2 separate regions of the Homo sapiens genome follow, and region 1 is linked to region 2. A link is an interaction called in ENCODE POLR2A ChIA-PET data of the cell type or tissue named here. Cell type or tissue: OCI-LY7. All regions are shown on one strand. Links, peaks and the distances in the headings refer to the core of each region. The heading gives the core; the rest is flanking DNA.

Region 1 (4,390 bases), core at 305-4,304, 55 kb before region 2:
AAAACTATAAAGCTTCTAGAATAAAATATAGGAGAATATCATAATCTTGGGCTAGACAAATATTTCTTACACTCAGAAAGGAGTAACCAGGCCAGGTGTGGTGGCTCACACCTGTGGTCCCTGTACTTTGGGAGGCCAAGTTGGGAGGATTGCTAGAACCCAGGAGTTCAAGACCAGCCTGGGCAACATACTGAGATCCCATCTCATTTTAAAAAAGGGACGGTGGGGAGTAACCATAAAGAAAGTTGATAAATTTGATTTCATCAAAATTAAAAACTTCAGTTCATCAAAAGACATCAAGAAAATGAAAAGAGCTGGGCATGGTGGCTCACACCTGTAATCTCAACACATTGGGAAGCCAAGGCAGGAGGATCACATAAGGCCAGGAGTTTGAGACCAACCTGGGTAACATAGTGAGAGCCTCGTCTCTATAGAAACTTTTTTTTTTTTTTTTTTTTTTTTTTTTAAGACAGAATCTCACTCTCTTGCCCAGGCTGGAATGCAGTGGCAAGATGTCGACTCAACACAACCTCTGCTTCCCGGGTTCAAGCAATTCTCCTGCCTCAGCCTCCCAAGTAGCTGGGATTACGGGGGCCCACCACCATGCCCAGCTAATTTTTGTATTTTTAGTAGAGATGGGGTTTCACCATCTTGGCCAGACTGGTCTTGAACTCCTGACCTCATGATCCACCCGCCTTGGCCTCCCAACGTGCTGGGATTACAGGCGTGAGCCACCGTGCCCAGCTGAAAATTTTTTTTAAATTAGCCAGCAGTGGTGGTATGTGCCTGTAGTTCTAGCTACTTGGGAGGCTGAGGTGGGAGGATTGCTTGAGCTCAGGAGTTTGAGGCTGCAGTGAGCTATGATCACACCATCACACTCCAACCCGGGTGACAGAGTAGGACCTTGTCTCTAAAACTAAATAAATTAATTTAAATTAAAATTTAAAAAATTTTTTAAAAGAAAATGGAAACATAAGCCATAGGCTAGGATGTGCCTATATCCCATGCCATATTTGTAACTCATATTTCTGACAAATAACTTGTATCCAGATTATGTAAAGAATTCATACAGCAATTTTAAAGAAACAACACAATAAAAATAGTGAAAAGACTTGAACAGACACTTCACAAAGAAAGTGGGCTGGGCATGATGACACATGTCTGTAATCCCAGCACTTTCGGAGGCTAAGGTGGGCTGATAGCTTGAGCTCAAGAGTTCAAGACCAGCCTGGGCAACGTGGTGAAACCTTGTCTCTACAAAAAAATACAAAAATTAGGCAAAGTGGCACACACCTGTAATCCCAGCTACTCAGGGCTGAGGCACGAGAATCGCTTGAACCGAGGAGGCAAAGGTTGCAGTGAGCCTAGATTGTGCCATTGCACTCTGTCCTGGGCAACACAGTCTCAAAAAAAAAGGGATATGCAAATGACCAGTAAGTGCATGAAAAGGTATACGTTACTCCTCAGACAAATAAACATTAAAACCGCAATGAACTATATACCATTTTGCACCGCTATAATGACTAAAATTCAAAAGACAGACGATAACAAATGTTAGCAAAGATGTACAGCAGTTGGAATTCTCATTAAATGCTCATAAAAATGTAAAATGATACAACCACTTTGGAAAACAGTTTGGCAATTTCTTATAAAGTTAGGCAGTTAAACATACACCTACTCTATGACCTAGCATTTCCACTTTTAAGTATTTACCAAGATAAATGAAACTATCCACAAAAATACTTGTGTCCAAATGTTCATAGTAACCTTATTTCTACTAGACCAAACTGGGAAACAACCCAACTGTCCTTAAACAGATGAATTGTGATAAAAATTGTGATATATCCATACTATGATGTCTAACTCAACATTAAAATGGAAAAAAAATTTGGCCAGGCCCAATGGCTTGTGCTACTTGGCCAAGAAAGTTCTATATCTTGATTGAAGTTGTGGGCAGCACGCCATCCAGGTGCCGAGGCAAGAGACCCAGGGCATGAGCTGTTCCAGTATAATAAAATATATGAAACAACAAGAGTTATACTAGATCTGAGTTATACTAGATCTAGATCTAGACGTGATTATATATGAATATCATTAATCATTAGTTTGTAGCAATTACTCTTTATTCCAATATTTTAATAATCCTTGCTCTATAATCATAACTTAGGAAAAACCAGGCCATACAGAGATAGGAGCTGAGGGGACATAGTGAGAAGTGACCAGAAGACAAGAGTGTGAGCCTTCCGTTATGCCCGGACACGGCCACCAGAGGCCTCCTTGGCCTAGCGGTAATGCCAGCATCTGGGAAGACACCCATTGCCAAGCAGACTGTGGTCTAGCAGTAGCGTCAGTGCCAAGGAAAAACACCCACTACTTAGCAGACCAGGAAAGGGAGTCTCCCTTTCCCCGGGGGAGTTTAGAGAAGACTCTACTCCTCCACCTCTTGTGGAGGGCCTGACATCAGTCAGGCCCACCCGCAGTTATCCGGAGGCCTAACCGTCTCCCTGTGATGCTGTGCTTCAGTGGTCATGCTCTTAGTCCGCTTTCATGTTCCATCCTGTACACCTGGCTCTACCTTTTAGATAGCAGTAGCAAAATTAGTGAAAGTACTAAAAGTCTCTGATATGCAGAAATAATGGTGTAAGCTGTCTCTCCCTCTCTCTCTCTCTGTCTCTCTGCCTCGGATGCCTGGCAGGGAAGGGCCCCCTGTCCAGTGGACACGTGACCCACGTGAGCTTACTTATCATTGGAGATGGCTCACACTCCTTACCCTGCCCCTTTGTCTTGTATCCAATAAATATCAGTGCAGCCTGGCATTCGGGGCCACTACCGGTCTCTGCGTCTTGGTGGTAGTGGTCCCCTGGGCCCAGCTGTCTTGTCTTTTATCTTTTTATCTTGTGTCTGTATTTTTACAATCTCTCATTTCTGCACATGGGGAGAAAAACCCACCGACCCTTTGGGTCTGGACCCTACAGAGGTGATGGTTAGATGGGAATATGCATTTGTCATAACTCATTAAGGGCCAGGCACAGTGGCTCACAGCTGTGATCCTGGCACTTTGGGAGTCTGAGGTGGGATCACTTGAGGCCAGGAGTTCCAGATCAGCCTGGGAAACAAAGTGAGACCCCTTGTCCCTAAAAAAAAATTTAAAAATTAGCTAGGCAAGGTGGTACACGCCTGTGGTCCCAACAACTCAAAAGGCTAAGGTGGGAGGATGACTTGAGCCTAGGAGTTCAAGGCTATAGTGAGCCATGATTGCACCACTGCACTCCAGCCTGAGTGACAGAGCAAGATCCTGTCTCCAAAGAGAAAAAAAACCAACTCATTGAGCTATCTAGTTTAAATATGCAGTTTATTGTTTGTAAATTATATCTGAATAAATTTTACTTTATTTATTTTTAGAGACAGGGTCTCACTCTGTCACCCAGGCTGGAGTGCAGTGGTACCATCACGGCTGCCTGCATGCAGCCTTGCCCTCCTGGGCTCAAGCCATTCTCTTACCTCAGCCTCCCAAGTTGCTGGGACCACAGGCATCCACCACCATGCCCAGCTAATTTTTAAATTATCTGTAGAGATGAGGTTGCACTATGTTGCCCAGGCTGATCTCAAACTCCTGGCCTCAAGCAATTCTCCCACCTCGGCCCCCCAAAGTACTGAGATTATAGATGTGAGCCACTGAGCCTGCCTAAATTTGACTTCATAAAAAGAATTATTTGGCAACCACTAGATGCCAGGTTTGTAAGCTGAGAAGAAAGAATGAACAAAGAGGAAATAGTTGAAGATATAGGAGAAAAGGGATAGCAGACAAGGTCCCTGAGAAAGCGAGAAGGAAGGAAACTCAGAGCCCAGACGGAGGAGTTTGCCATGGCTGATGCAGTGAACTCTGAGGCACAAGGGAAGGCAGGCAATGGGAGAGGGAGCTGACTAGAAACAGGTAGAAGGGGCTGGGCATGATGGTTCATGCCTGTAATCCCAGCACTCTGGGCAGCTGAGATGAGAAGATTGCTTGAGGCCAGGAGTTCAACACCAGCCTGAGCAACATAGTGAGACCTCATCTCTATTTAATTTAATGTATATATGACCGTCAGGCCATGCCATAGCCCCGCTGAGCCTGGCGACCTTGGATCTTCAATCTCCCCAAGAATGGAATTTCTCCAGCATTGCTCAGTAACCTGGAGGAGGAGGCAGAGAGTCCAGAGTTTGGGGAGTTGAGGTCGGGCATGGTGGCTCATGCCTGTAACCCCAGCACTTTGGGAGGCCAAGGCGGATCAGCTGAGGTCAGGAGTTTGAGACAAGCCTGGGCCAACATGGTAAAACCCCGTCTCTACTAAGAATACAAAAATTAGCTGGACATGGTGGCAGGCGCCTGTAGTCCCAGCTACTCAGGAGG
Region 2 (4,390 bases), core at 95-4,094:
TTTTCACACTCTTTGTCTGTGTACTTGGTGCTAGACGCCTCACTGCCCATGCCAGCTTGGTTAGAACTCACCCTGCAGTCTCTGTGTATGGCCCAGGGCCCTGTAGAACTCTGAAGGCCCCACACGTGGTCCCTAGGATGCTCACCTCCCTTCTGCCCTCCCATATCCACTCACCCTGCAATGGTGTTGGGAAGTGGGACCTTTTGGGAGGCGTTTAGGCCATGAGGGCTTGGCCCTCCTGGATGGATCAATGATGATTGGATTTTTTTTTTTTTTTTGAGACGGAGTCTCACTCTGTCGCCCAGGCTGGAGAGCAGTGGCGTGATCTCGGCTCACTGCAAGCTCTGCCTCCTGGGTTCATGCCATTCTCCTGCCTCAGCCTCCCGAGTAGCTGGGACTACAGGCGCCCGCCACCATGCCCAGCTAATTTTTTGTATTTTTAGTAGAGACGGGGTTTCACCCTGTTAGCCAGGATGGTCTTGATCTCCTGACCTCATGATCCACCTGCCTCGACCTCCCAAAGTGCTGGGATTACAGGTGTGAGCCACTGCACCCAGCTATGATTGGATTATAAAAGGGCTTGACAGAGGGAATTCATCTCTTTTTGCTCTTCCACATTCCTTCATGTGAGGACAGTGTTCCTCCCTTGTGGAGGATGCAGTGTTCCAGGCACCATCTCAGAAGCAGAGATTGGACCTTCACCACACAATAAACCTGCTGCTGCCTTGACTTTGAACTTACCAGCCTCCAGAACTGTGAGGGATACATTTTAGCTCTTTATAAATTACTTAGTCTGTGGTATTCTGTCACAGTAGCATAAAATGGACTAAGACATAGTGGCCTAAAATAATAATATTTATTGTTGTGCATAATTCTGTAGGTTGGCTTTACGGTTCCTCTGGTCTCAGGTTGGTTTGTTTGTTTTTTTGAGATGGAGTCTCCCTCTGTCACCCAGGCCGGAGTGCAGTGGCGTGGTCTCGGCTCACTGCAACCTCCGCCTCCCAAGCTCAGGTGATTCTTGTTCCTCAGGCTCCCTAGTAGCTGGGACTACAGGTGCCTGCCACCACACCTGACTAATTTTTTGTTTTTGTTTTTTTGATACAGAGTCTCATTCTGTCACCCAGGCTGGAGTGCAGTGGTGCAATCTCAGCTCACTGCAACCTCCGCCTCCAAGGTTCAGGCGATTCTGGTAATTTTTGTATTTTTTAGTAGAGACGGGGTTTTGCCATGTTGGCCAGGCTGGTCTGGAACTCCTGGCCTCAAGTGATCCTCCTTCTTCAGCTTCCCAAAGTGCTGGGATCACAGGTGTGAGCTACCACACCCAGCTGTCAGGTTTCTTATTTATGTGTCTCAGCTGCAGGTCAGGCAGATGGCTCTGCTGATCTTGGTTGGGCTCCTTCACACATCTGAGGGTCAGCTACTCTGGATGTGCTCTGCTAGGCTGACTCAGATCTCCTCCACATTCCTCTCCCATTCCTCATCCTTCCAGCAGACTAGCTGGTGTGCTCTCATGACAGTGGCAGGAGGCCAAGAAAAAACAAGCCCAATTGTGTGGGAAGGCAAGAGGAAGCTCCCATGTGCTTTTCAAACCTCTGCTAACATCTTATTGGCCAAAGCAAGTCACATGGTGAGCCAGAGACAAAGTGGGAGGGACTTACAAAATTACAGGAAGAAAGAAGGCTATTGAATTGGGGGCCATTAAGGCGATGAGCTTGCCATAAGGGCTAAATATACACAGGCATTGTTCTTGAGTGTTGAGTGTACAGTGGTAAACAAGCCTTTAACACCTGAAGTGCAGTGGAGAAGAGCAATACATAAATAACTAAGCAAAATTAGGAAGTTGATTCCATGAACTTGTGGACCAAGTGATTGGTGCACAGATGAGAGTAACAAGTGAGGCTGGGCCGGGTAGCTCACGCCTGTATTCCCAGCACTTTGGGAGGCCAAGGCGGTGGATCACATGAGGTCAGGATTTGCAGACCAGCCTGGCCAACATGGTGAAACCCCGTCTCTACTACAAATAGAAAAATTAGCTGGGCATAGTGGTGGGTGCCTGTAATCCCAGCTACTAGGGAGGCTTAGGCAGGAGAATCACTTTAACCCAGGAGGCGGAGGTTGCAGTGAGCCAAGATTGTGCCACTGCACTCCAGCCTGGTCGACAGAGTGAGACTGTGCCTCAAAAAAAAAAAAAAAAAAAAAAAAAGGGAGCAACAAGGGAGACTTACTTTAGATTGCCGAAGACGTGAAGGATGAGAAGGAGCCAGCAATGTAAAGTCGGGGACAGAGAGCACTGGACAGAGGGCAAAGCCAGTGCAGAGGCTCTGAGATGGGAAAGAGGCTCTGAGCCTGGCCAGAGTACCATGAATGAGGAAAGTGAAGGCATAAAATAAGACTGGAGAAGTAACAGGGACCAGCAGTAAGGCGTTTGGATTGTATTCCTTATGTGATGGGTGGGAATCCACTGGGAAGTTCTAATGGGAGAGGCAAGTGACACCATCTGATGTGTGCTCTGGCTGTTGTACAGAAGATGGATGAAGGCTGGGTGTGGTGGCTCATACTTGTAATCCTAGCACTTTGGAAGGCCAAGGTTGGAGGATCGCTTGAGCCCAGGAGTTCGAGATCAGCCTGGGCAACATAGTGAGACCCTGCTTCTACAAAGAATTTAAAACCTAGCCAGGCATGGTGGCTTGTGCCTGTAGTGCCACTACTTGGGAGGCTGAGACAGGAGGAATGCTTGAGCCAGGAGTTTGAGGCTATAGTGAGCTATGATTGCACCAGCCTAGGCAACAGAGTGTGACCACATCTCTAAAAAAAATTAAAGATTAAAAAAAGAGCCAGGCGTGGTGGCTCATGCCTGTAATCCCAGCACTTGGGGAGGCCGAAGTGGGTGGATCACTTAAGGTCAGGAGTTCGAGACCATCCTGGTGAAACCAACATGGTGAAACCCCATCTCTACTAAAAATAGAAAAATACAATCCCAGCTACTTGGGAGGCTGAGGCAGAAGAACTGCTTGAACCCAGGAGGCAGAAGTTGTAGTGAGCCGAGATCGCGCCATTGCAATCCAGCCTGGGCAACAAGAGCAAAACTTAGTCTCAAGAGGAAAAAAAAAAAAAGGAAATGGAGGAATGTTAGGAAGATGATAGCAAAAGCAGAGATCCATATTAGGAGGATTCTGTGAGTAATGGGGAGAAGAAGAGGAGACAGTTTTGTTCCATGTGTGGAGGTGGAACTGGCAGACATTGCTGAGGCTTTGCATGTGAAGGGCAAGGGAGAGGAGGTATCAAGTCTGACTACTTGAGCAACTGGATGAATAGAGGTGTGTCACTCCCTAAAATGGAGAAGATGGTGGAGGACAGATTAGAGGAGGGGAGATCAAGAGTTCATCTTAAGGGCAGGTGCAGTAGCTCACACCTGTAATCCTAGCACTTTGGGAGACCTAGGTGGGTGGATGGCTTGAGCCCAGAAATTTGAGACCAGCCTGGGCAACCTGATGAAACCCTGTCTCTACAAAAAATATAAAAACTAGCCAGGAGTGGTGGCATGCAGCTGTGGTCCCAGCTACTTGGGAGGTTGTGGTGGGAGGATTGCTTGAGCCTGGGAGGCAGAGATTGCAGTGCACTGAGATTTTGCCAATGCACTCCAGCCTGGATGACAGAGTGAGACCCTGCCTCAAAAAAAAAAAAAAAAAAAAAGAGTTCAGCTTAGAATATGTTAAGTTTGAGATGCCAGAGAGATAACCAGGCATTGGATCTAGGGGGGTCTGGAACTACCTTCCCCGTCCATGTCATTTGACGTTGGGTCTTGCAAAGAAGGAAACTAGTTGGGTGGGGCAGAATTCATGACATAATGGATTGGTGGGGGTAGTCCAGCAAGGTAAGGGCTTGAAAACGTCTTGATGAGCTGTTAGTCTTGATAGGTAAACTGTTTAGTTAGTTTACAAACTTCTCTTTCAGGAGCAGATATTTCCTGGAGCAAGCAGGCAAATTATTTTTGTTTGGTCTTAAGTGTTATTTAACACAGGGAGAAGAAAGTTTGTTCATTTCAGTTCTTTTTTTTTTTTTTTTTTTTTTTTTGAGACAGAGTCTCGCTCTGTTGCCCAGGCTAGAGTGCAATGGCGTGATCTCGGCTCACTGCAACCTCTGCCTCTGGGGTTCAAGCAATTCTCATGCCTCAGCCTCCTGAGTAGCTGGGATTACAGGTGCGCACCACCACGTCTGGCTAATTTTTGTATTTTTTTTTTTTTTAATAGAAATGGGGTTTCGCCATGTTGGCCAGGCTGGTCTTGAACTCCTGACCTCAAGCGACCCACCCACCTTGGCCTCCCAAAGTGCTGGGATTACAGGCCTGAGCCAACGTGCCCGGCCTCATTTCAGTTCCAAGCTTCATTAA

Evidence for each region. ChIA-PET counts read pairs that join two places held together with the same protein. Peaks named below come from ENCODE experiments on the same cell type or tissue, not always from the same donor. Only the 100,000 strongest peaks of a DNase experiment are listed, where the experiment ranks them.
Region 1: POLR2A ChIA-PET joins it to region 2 with 5 read pairs; 8 of 35 experiments call an interaction of 5 or more read pairs at or near these places.

Annotation. Positions count from the first base shown.
Region 1 is chr2:47,714,235-47,718,624 of GRCh38, forward strand. No RefSeq gene overlaps it. Among named protein-coding and RNA genes, the nearest start is that of MSH6, 67 kb to the right of the region's middle. In OCI-LY7, for the core only: CTCF peaks have their summits at 2,272 (motif pointing right) and 2,489; DNase peaks (open chromatin) are centred at 1,946, 2,287 and 2,623; H3K4me3 peaks cover 2,529 bases; H3K27ac peaks cover 4,000 bases.
Region 2 is chr2:47,769,919-47,774,308 of GRCh38, forward strand. No RefSeq gene overlaps it. Among named protein-coding and RNA genes, the nearest start is that of MSH6, 11 kb to the right of the region's middle. In OCI-LY7, for the core only: no CTCF peak of the experiment used is centred there; a DNase peak (open chromatin) is centred at 1,633; H3K27ac peaks cover 674 bases.